Linked DNA regions of Homo sapiens: region 1 is linked to region 2. A link is an interaction called in ENCODE POLR2A ChIA-PET data of the cell type or tissue named here. Cell type or tissue: OCI-LY7. All regions are shown on one strand. Links, peaks and the distances in the headings refer to the core of each region. The heading gives the core; the rest is flanking DNA. Region 1 overlaps MRPS10 (mitochondrial ribosomal protein S10). Region 2 has its middle 8.1 kb from the start of UBR2.

What was found. Peaks named below come from ENCODE experiments on the same cell type or tissue, not always from the same donor. Only the 100,000 strongest peaks of a DNase experiment are listed, where the experiment ranks them.
Region 1: POLR2A ChIA-PET joins it to region 2 with 5 read pairs; 13 of 35 experiments call an interaction of 5 or more read pairs at or near these places.

The regions. Positions count from the first base shown.
Region 1 is chr6:42,202,311-42,207,613 of GRCh38, reverse strand. MRPS10 (mitochondrial ribosomal protein S10) reads left to right here. Exons shown (of 7, transcript NM_018141.4): 7 at 1-807. Among named protein-coding and RNA genes, the nearest start is that of GUCA1B, 10 kb to the right of the region's middle. In OCI-LY7, for the core only: no CTCF peak of the experiment used is centred there; no DNase peak of the experiment used is centred there.
Region 2 is chr6:42,553,230-42,558,606 of GRCh38, reverse strand. No RefSeq gene overlaps it. Among named protein-coding and RNA genes, the nearest start is that of UBR2, 8.1 kb to the left of the region's middle. In OCI-LY7, for the core only: no CTCF peak of the experiment used is centred there; a DNase peak (open chromatin) is centred at 2,566.

The DNA of each region.
Region 1 (5,303 bases), core at 1-5,000, 350 kb after region 2:
AATAAGCTTTTACTGCATAAACTTTACATCCAGCACTGTAGTTAAGTACCCAAAATTGAATAGAAATAATGGCTTTTGAAAATCGCACAAAGCAGGCCAGGCACGGTGGCTCACGCCTGTAATCCCAGCATTTTGGGAGGCCGAGGCAGGCGGATCACGAGGTCAAGAGATCCAGACCATCCTGGCTAACACGGTGAAACCCCGTCTCTAATAAAAATACAAAAATTAGCTGGACATGGTGGCACGTGCCTGTAATCCCAGCTACTCAGGAGGCTGAGGCAGGAGAATTGCGTGAACCCGGGCCCGGTGGAGGCTGCAGTGAGACGAGATCGCGCCACTGCACTCCAGCCTGGCGACAGAGCGAGACGCCGTCTCAAAAAAAAAAAAAGAAAATTGTGCAAAGCATAGGTAAATATTTTTCTTTATTAAGCTTCTCACTGAGAAGCCCTCTTTATTTTGGTAAATGTCACTCTGTTTGTTAGGAGATGTCTGCTTTTCCATGAAATGAAATAGTGGCTAAAGCCCTGAAAGAGGCAAGACTACAATGGGCTGAAACAGTTGGTATAGCAACCCCAGAGAAGTGCTTCATTTTCTTTTTATAGTAGAAGCAGGTCCATGTCTTTTGTGGTTTCCTGCACATCTTTGGAGTAGTTATGACTTCTCAGTTTTTCCCCCCTTAAACTGCATTGCCTATTCTTTTTTCCTGACATGCTATCAGGTATCAGTGTGTTGAATACATACTGCTTGTGTATCAGACTTACGTTACTGTCATCACCATTAAAAGAATTGCAGCTTTGTGCCCCATGACCTTCAGCTCAGTTGTTGACTGTCATTCATGAATGCCTAAAGCATACTGACACCAGGTATAAGTACTTGAAGATCAAGAACTAGTCAATAAAACATGAGCAACATAATGGTAACTATGTGCAGCAAAGCAGCAATTTATGACACATTTTCATCTGAAGTAATTCTTTAAAAATAAATATAGACCCGGCCGGTTGTGGAGGCTCAAGCCTGTAATCCCAGCACTTTGAGAGGCTGAGGCAGGTGGATCACCTGAGGTCAGGAGTTCGAGACCAGCCTGGCCAACATGGTAAAACCCCATCTCTATTAAAAACACAAAAATTAGCTGGTCATGGTGGTGGGCGCCTGTAATCCCAGCTACTTGGGAGGCTGAGGCAGGAGGATTGCTTGAACCCAAGAGGTGGATGTTGCAGTGAGCCGAGATTGTACCATAGCACTCCATGTAAACCAAAGTCCTTAGTTTAGGACTTCCAATTATGTGTTAAAACCTCGGCTTAAATAAGCAAATGAACTACATGTGCACACATGCACGTGAGAAAAACTAGCAGTATTTCTTTTTTCTTTTTCTTTCTTTTTTTTTTTTTTTTTTTGAGATGGAATCTTGCACTGTCACCCGGTCTGGAGTGCAGTGGCGCGATCTCGGCTCATTGCAACCTCTGCCTCCCAGGTTCAAGCGATTATCCTGCCTCAGCCTCCCAAGTAGCTGGGACTACAGGCATGTGCCACCACGCCCAGCTGATTTTTGTATTTTTAGTAGAGATGGGGTTTCCCCATGTTGGCCAGGATGGTCTTGATCTCTTGACCTCGTGATCCACCTGCCTCGGCCTCCCAAAGTGCTGGGATTACAGGCATGAGCCACTGCGCCTGGCCCAAAACTAGCAGTATTTCTTCGACGAAAGTATTTGGCATATTTGAAGCCCGCTTCTTGATATAAACAAGTTTGGCATGAAGTACAGTACTGAAAAAATGATATAAACAAAATAACTTCTTAGCTTATCAGGATATAGCTATCTTGATAGGCTAAGAAGATTTTTGGTTTTCTTTTGTTGGTTTTAAATTAGGCCTCTGAGTAAAATGCATATCCTGAAAATTAGAATTAATGCCTGGGTCACACTTTCTGTCCATGGTGGGTATGGGAGATGGTGAGAGAAGAGTGGATTTGATAATATATGTTGGTGCAAAAGTAATTGCAGTTTTTGCCATTAAAAGTAATGGCAAAAAAAAAATAGAATGAACCGGCCAGGAGTGGTGACTCACGCCTGTAATCCCAGCACTTTGGGAGGCTGAGGCGGGCGGATCATGTGAGGTTGGGAGTTGGAGACCAGCCTGGCCAATATGAGAAACCCTGTCTCTTCTAAAAATACAAAATTAGCAGGGTGTGGTGGCGCATGCCTGTAATCCCAGCTACTTGGGAGGCTGAGGCAGGAGAATCCCTTGAACTCAGAGGTTGCGATGAGCCAAGATCACGCCATGGGCAACAAGAGTGAAACTCCATCTCAAAAAAAAGAAAAAAAATAGAATGAACCAGAAGGCAGGTAGGAAGTGAGATGATCTTTTTTCTTTTTCTTTTTTTTTTTTTTTTTTGTAGAGACAGAGTCTTGTTCTGTTGCCCAGGCTGGAGTGCAGTGGTACGATCAAAGCTCACTACACAATCGAACTTATGGGCTCAAGGGATCTTCCCACCACAGCCTCCCAAGTAGCTGAGACTAAATGTGTGCACCACCACACTCAGCTCATTTTTTTATTTTTTGGAGTCAGGGTCCTGCTCTGTCGCCCAGGCTGGAGTGCAGTGGCATGAACACAGCTCACTGCAGCCTTGACCTCCTGGGCTCAGATGATCCTCCTGCCTCAGCCTCCCAGGTAGTTGGAACCACAGGCATGTACCATGATACATGGCTAATTTTTTAATCTTTTTGTAGAGATGGGGGTCTCACTTTGTTGCCAAGGCTGGTCTCAAATTCCTGACCTCAAGTGATTCTTCGGCCTTGGCCTCCCAAAATACTGAGATTACAGGCATCAGCCATCATGCCCAGCCTATATTTTCTTCATATTAAATAAAATCATGTTCTCATCCAAGAGTCTTAGTATAACTACAGATCTCTGGTAAGACAGACTAAACTAGTTCAAGTGCCAAGTTTCAGTGCTTTGAAAGAATGGCATATGTTCCTGGCCCTATGACCATTTAAACATGCCACAGTGAATACATAAAGCAATCATTTTAAATTATTAGTCTAGTTTCTTAACATTTCTAGTTGTCTGCAACCATCCCTGTCTTACATTACATTATTAAGTTAGTTCTATTACAAGACTAATGAATGACAGAATAGAGCAAACATGGACTTTGGAGTCAGACAGACATGAGTCAGATAAGAGTTCAAACCCACTGACTGCCGTAAACTTGGGCAAGAGATTTAACCCTGTCAGGGCCTCAGTGTACTCATTAGTAAAGGTAATAATAAGTCTGTAGGAAATAATACCTACATACTTACATTTGACATATATTTAATGCTCCAGCTTAATAAGGTTGGAGTATTCGATAACTGATAAAAAACCTTGCACAGTATTGAGCAGGTAACAGACATTCAGTAAATGGCAGTACCATTCCGATGATACTTTAGATGCTTGTGTGCTATACTGTTCAAGAACCAGCTGGAAAAGACCTCAGGTTACCTCCAGGGTAGGGATAACATTTACCTTAGAGTTTTTGTTTTTGTTTTTTTGAGATGGAGTCTCGCTCTATCACCCATGCTGGAGTGTGGTGGCACAATCTCACTGCAAGGTCCGCCTCCCAGGTTCACTCCATTCTCCTGCCTCAGCCTCCCGAGTAGCTGGGACTACAGGCACCCGCCACCACGCCCAGCTAATTTTTTGTATTTTTAAGTAGAGACGGGGTTTCATTGTGTTAGCCAGGATGGTCTCGATCTCCTGACCTCGTGATCCGCCCGCCTCGGCCTCCCAAAGTGCTGGGATTACAGGCATAAGCCACCGCACCCAGCCCTTAGCGTTGTTTTTCAGACAGTTCTGGCTCTATCACCCAGGCTGGAGTGCAGTGACAATCTTGGCTCACTGTAACCTCCGCCTCCTGGGCTTAAATGATCCTCCTACCTCAGCCCCCTTAGTAGCTGGGACTATAGGCACACATCACCACACTCGGCTAATTTTTCTTTTTTTTTCTTTCTTTTTTTTTTCTGTAGAAACAGGGTTTTGCCATGTTGCCCAGGCTGGTCTCAAACTTGTAAGCTCAAGCAATCTGCCAGCCTCAGCCTCCCAAAGTGCTGGGATTATAGGCATGAGCCACAGCGCCCAGCCACAAACCAAAAATCCTTTGATTTTTATTAACACACTGAAGTACTTACCATTGTCCCCATTTTACAGGACAGAAAACCAAGGCTTAGAGAGTTGTTATTTGCCCACTCAGTCACCCTTTCAGCTTACAGATGAAGCTGTTAGTGACAGGGTCAGCCCTAGAAGCTAATTTGTAAGCAGGCTATGAGGTACTCAAATATCCACATACTAAATGCAGAATATTCAAAGCTAAATTCCAGGTTTGTTCACCTCTCACGTTACCAAAATGTACTCGTTTCCTCTAAAGCAGGGGTGTCTAATCTTTTGGCTTCCCTGGGCCACATTGAAAGAATTGTCTTGGGCCACACATAAAATACACTAACGCTAATAATAGCTAATTAAAAAAAAAATCATGAAAGAAAATCTCACAATGTTTTAAGAAAGTTTACCAATTTGTGTTGGGCTGCATTCAAAGCCGTCCTGGGCCGCATGCAGCCCGTGGGCCTCCAATTGGATAAGCTTGGTCTAAAGCTTAGAAGTAAAGTGATTGACTGGGAGGAAAAATTAATGAATTAAAGCAAGAAGCAAGATACACGGCACAATTTAGGTGGTCCCACTGCTCAGACTGGTCCTGAGGGAGGGGGCAACACAAGAGTTTAGGCATCAGCAAGGGGAGTCCTACTCGGTCACAAGAACACTCAGATGGAGATGATTCACAGTGGGGCTTCAGGTCCAGCCTGACTAGGGCTCAGAAGACATGGGTTTGTCGATTTTAAGCATATCTTTGCCCCTGGAGCCAGGCTTATGGCTGACTGCCTGCAATCCCCAGGACTCTCTTTCCAAATCCCCTGCTCAATTCCTAACCCTGCCCTCCTTAAATCCTTTCTATTGTTACTCACTTCAAGCTCTCATTTCTCTCTATGGATTCTTAATCCTCTTTATTTTATTTATCTATTTATTTATTTATTTTATTTTTATTTATTTATTTGTTTATTTTTTGAGACAGGGTCTGACTGTCGCCCAGGCTGGAGTGCAGTGGCACAATCTCGGCTCACTGCAACCTCTGCCTCCCAGGTTCAGGCGATTCTCGTGCCTCAGCTTCCTGAGTAGCTGGGATTACAGGCACCCGCCACCACGCCCAGCTAACTTTTGTATTTTTAGTAGAGATGGGGTTTCGGTGTGTTGGCCAGGCTGGTCTCAAACTCCTGACCTCA
Region 2 (5,377 bases), core at 232-5,231:
TCACACCTGTAATCCCAACACTTCAGGAGCCCAAGATGGGACAATCACTTGAGCCTAACAGTTCGAGACGAGCCTGGGCAACGAAGTGAGACCCTGTCTCTACAAAATATAAAAAAATTAGTCAGTTGTGGTGATTCACATGTGTGGTCCCAGCTGCATGGGAGGCTGAGGCAGGAGGATCACTTGAGTCCAGGAGGTCAAGGCTACAGTGAGCCAAGATCCCACTACACTCCAGCCTGGATGACAGAGTGAGACTCTGTCTCAAAAAAACAAACAAACAAACAAAAAAATCGAATGAAATCCCTTGTTCATATAGCTTGCCAAAATCCTTTTAAGTATAGCCAATGGATAAATTCCTACAAGGAATGTGCTAAGTCAAAAGGAATAATGTAAATGATAAAAGGGCAAAAGGTGCAGAGTGAGGCTCAGAGTCTACAGGACTATGAAAAAGGCCTATTTGGGTACCCCTTGTCACTCACAGGCATTCAGAGTCCCCTCTCTGTGTAAGGCTCTCTACTGTGGCCTCTCACTGGACCTAGTTATGTTCTCAAACTTCAAATCTTTACTCAACCTCCTATTTCTCCCCCTACAAAAGTAACCAATCTATATGCCATTTCCTCAGAGCCCAACCTAGTGCCATATTTATTCTTCCATCAATTAGCTAAGAAATTCATTGAACAAATATTTTTGCACTCCTGCTAAGTACCAATTACACTTTTGTTTCTGGGATATACATCAATAAACGTAACAGGCAAGGCTACTGCTTTCACAGAGCTTGCATTTTAGTGGGAGAGACAAGCAATAAAAAAATAAGCTGGGCTGGGTGTGGTGGCTCATGCCTGAATAATCCCAGCATTTTGGAAGGCCAAAGTAAGAGGATTGCTTGAACTCAGGAGTTCAAGACCAGCCTGGGCAACATAGTGAAACCCTGTCTCTACAAAAAATGCAAACATTAGCCAGGCATGGTGGCACACACTTGTAGCCCCAGCTACTCAGGAGGCTGAGGTGGGGGGATTGCTTGAGCCCAGGAGGCGGAGGTTGCAGTGAGTCAGGATCATGCCACTGCACTATAGCCTGGGCAACAAAGCAAGACCCTGTCTCAAAAATAAAAAAGTAAGCTAAAGAATATACTATATAATTTTTAGATATTGACAAGTGTTAAAAGGCAATAAATATTATACAGAAGGTGAAGGTGAAAACGGAGGTAAGGGCATTAGATAGGTTGGTCAGCGAGATGTGCATGAGAAGTGGGGAGTTGAGCTGAGTACTGAGTGAGAAGAACCCATCATGTGAAAATCTGAAATGAGAGCATTCCAGGCAAAAAGAAACAGCAATTGCAAAGGCCCTGAGGGTGAAATGAACTTGACTTGAATCAAGAACAGTAAGATAGCTGCAACTTTTAGCCAACAAGTTTCAGATAAACTAATAAATGCTATGCTCACTAGTAATAGGCATAGGTATATTATTCCTATTCCTTAGTAAAATTGTTTCAGATATGTGTTATTATTTTCAGTTAAGACTTCATGAAATAGACTGGGCGTGGTGGCTCAGGCCTGTAATCCCAGCACTTTGGGAGGCCAAGGCAGGTGCATCACTTGAGGTCAGGAGTTCAAGACCAGCCTGATCAACATGGTGAAACCCTGTCTCTACTAAAAATACAGAAATGGTGGCAGGTGTCTGTAATTCCACTACTTGGGAGGCTGAGGCAGGAGAATCACTTGAACTCAGGAGGCGGAGGTTGCAGTGAGCCCAAGATCGTGCCACTGCACTCCAGCCTGGGTGACAGAGTGAGGCTCTGTCTCAAAAAAAAAAAAAAAAAAAAGAAACTGAGACTCATAAAGGCAAAGTAACTTGGCCACAGTCACCGTGGTAGATTGCAGTTTTATGGCCCTAATTAACGACATTCCTGCCTCCACTCCCTTTGTAATGTGACTCAGCCACTCTTTCTATCAAGAAGTGGGAACTGTTTTACCACCCCTTGAATCTGGGCTGGCCTTATGATTGCTTTAGTGAATACAATGTGGCAGAAATGACAGTATACAGTTCTAAACCTAGATCCCTAAATATGGCCTTGGACGCTTCAACCCTCTCTAGGACTCCCCTGCTTTCTCCATGTGAACAAGTCCAGGATAGCCCACTTGGGGATGAGAGATCATATGGAAGAGAACAGAGGCATCTAGCTGACAGCCAGCCAGCTCCCAAAAGCAAAATCATTTAGCTGACCTGTGGATAGCTTAAGGTGTTACCGGTAGAGAGTGTCTGGGTTCTTGGTGCTTTGAACAAAGAATTGGACAAAATACACAAAGCAAGAATGAAGCAACAAAAACAGATTTATTGAAACAAAAAATCACACTCCATAGGGTGGGAGCAGCTAGAGCAAGCAGCTGAAGGGCTTGGTTACAGAATTTTCTGGGGTTTAAATACCCTCTGGAGGTTTCCCATTGGTTACTTGGTATACACCCTAGGTAAATGCAACCAGAGACTGAAGTTGCCAAGTTACACCCTATGCAAATGTCTGATTGGTTGCGAAAAGTGACCAATCAGAGGCTGAAGTTACAAAGTTATACTTCTATGCAAATGAAGACTTGGCCCTTGACCAGCCTGATTGGTTCCAGGAGGGGACCAATCAGAGGTACTTTCAGTTTTTCATCTGCCAGGCAGAAAACAGGGTGGGGTAGCAGGGAGGAGAGGCTTGCAAAGGGAGTAGCCTCTGATCATTTGTTACTTGGGTGTGGAAAGTTGGGGTTCACCCAGGCTGGAGTACAGTGGTACCATCTCAGCTCACTGCAACTGCGGTTTTCCTTTTGATTTAGTTCTAGGAAGTCAGTGTGAATCTGCCTTAGGTTCTCTACCTCCAAACCCTATTCTCCTGCCTCAGAGGCAGGTGAGAGAGGCCAGGGAGACCAGGAGCACTGGCCTAAATTGCTGACCTGCAGAATTGTAATCTAAATAAATGCTTGTTGTTTTAAGCCACTAAACTTTGAGGTGATTTTGTATGTACCAGTAGCTAATCAATTCAGTTGCATTGTTAGATCAGCAGCTCAACTGGCATTTGAAATCTGGTCTCACCAACTCCAAGGCTCATGTTCGTCCCAAGACAGGCTGTTCCCCCTACAGGCCTACTTCTAGGCAAATTATTTATTTCCTAATTAAAATAACCAAGCTTGTGTATGTTAGGCCAAAACCCAGTCTCCCTTCTTCTGGACTGGTCCTAAACTAATTAGTTGGGTTTCTCTTCTCCTGTCCTTCCTTCCTTCTCTCTCTCTCTCTCTCTCTTCCAGCTTGCTCTGTTGCCCAGGCTAGAGTGCTGTGGTGCAATCTTGGCTCACTGCAACCTCTACCTCCTGGGTTCAAGCAATTCTTTGGCCCCAAGCCACCCAAGTATCTGAGATTACAGGCGTCCACGACCATGCATGCTAAATTTTTGTATTTTTAGTAGAGACAGGGTTTCATGATGTTGGCCAGGATGGTCTTGATCTCCTGACCTCCAGCAATCCACTGCCTTGGCCTCCCAAAGTGTTGGGACTAGAGGCATGAGCCACCCTGTCTAGCCGGGTTTATCTTAAAGGCCATGGGTAAAAGATTGAGAACTTTCATGTCCTGGAATTCTTTCAAAACATTGGACATAGATCTATCTCAGGAGTGTCACACTGTGTCCAGAATTGGTGGGTTCTCGGTCTCACTGACTTCAAGAATGAAGCCTCAAACCCTTGCAGTGAGTGTTACAGTTCTTAAAGGTGGTGTGTCCAGAGTTTGTTCCTTCAGATGTGTCTGAAGTTTCTTCCTTCTGGCAGGTTCGTGATCTCGCTAGCTTCATGAGCGAAGCTGCAGACCTTCACAGTGAGTGTTACAGCTCTCAAAAGCAGCACAGACCCAAAGACGGAGCAGCACCAACATTTATTGCAAAGAGCAAAAGAACAAAGCACCCCCGCCACACAGAAGAGTACCTGATCAGGTTGCTGCTGCTGGCATTGGTGGCCTGCGTTTATTCCCTTATCTGGCCCCACCCACATCCTGCTGATTGGTCCATTTTGCAGAGAGCTGATTGGTCCATTTTACAGAGAGCTGATTGGTCCGTTTTGACAGAGTGCTGATTGGTGCGTTTACAAACCTTTAGCTAGACAGAGAGTGCTGATTGGTGCGTTTACAATCCTTTAGCTAGACAGAAAAGTTCTCCCAGTCCCCAATATCCCAGAAGCCTAGCCGGCTTCACTTGTCACTGGCACTGGCTGCGGGATTTTGGGGCACCTAGCCGGGCACTCCGGCAGCCCAGAGGGAGCTCGTCCCCCAGTCAAGCCCAGCAGGCGCCGGCCCGCCGCGCAGAGTGCGGGACTTGCGGAGCCCGCGCGCAGCCCCAGCTCCCGCCGGCGCCTCTCTTTTCACACTTCCCAGTGAGCAGAGGGAGCCGGCTCCGGCCTCGGCCAGCCCCAGAGAGGGGCCCTCACAGCGCAGCGGCGGGCTGAAGGGCTCCTCGAGCGCGGCCAGAGCGGACGCAGAGGCCGAGGAGGCGCCGAGAGCCAGCGAGGGCTGCTAGCAGGTTGTCACCTCTCAACACCAAGATAGTTGTATCCGTGGTTAAACTCTGTAGGCATACACTCTGCTTTTCTTGGGGACAAGGTTACCCGCCTCCCACTTTTACAGGGACATTGGCTTTGGTGACAGCCAATTGCAACTTTTTTCTTCTCATTGGGAAGTACTGAGAGTGGGTTTCCTTTAGTCTCTAGTGGGAATATTATAAAGCGCTGGTATACAAAGAGCCCTCAGACAATAAAAAAGTTAACAAAATACATTATATAAATAAATATAAACTAAAAAGATTCTGAAGAACATTTTATGTTTTCTGTACCTGTTGTTGCTGATATAAATTATCTCCTGGGACTGAACTTCGAATTGTCAATTGTCTAAATCTCCCATTGTACTGAGACACATCCAGTGGTCTATAAATTTTATCTTGGGCTGGGCGTGGTGGCTCATGCCTGTAATCCCAGCACTCTGGGAGGCCAAGGCCGGAGGATTTCTTGAGGCCAGGAGTTCGAGACCAGCCTGGGCAATATAGTGACACCTTGTCTCTACAGAAACCTTAAAAAATTAGCGGAGCATGGTGGTGTACACCTGTGGTCCCAGCTACTCGGGAGACTTAGGTGGGAGGATCACTTGAGCCTGGGAGGCAGAGGTTGCAAGAGCTGAGATTGCTCCACTGCACTCCAGTCTGAGTGATGGAGCGAGACCTTGTCTCAAAAAAAAAATTTTTTTAAATCTTTTCTTTCCTTCCTTCCTTCCTTCCTTCCTTCCTTCCTTCCTTCCTTCCTTCCTTCGTTTTTTCTTTTTTTTAAACAGTCTTGCTCTGTCACCCAGGCTGTAGTGCAATGGTGCCATC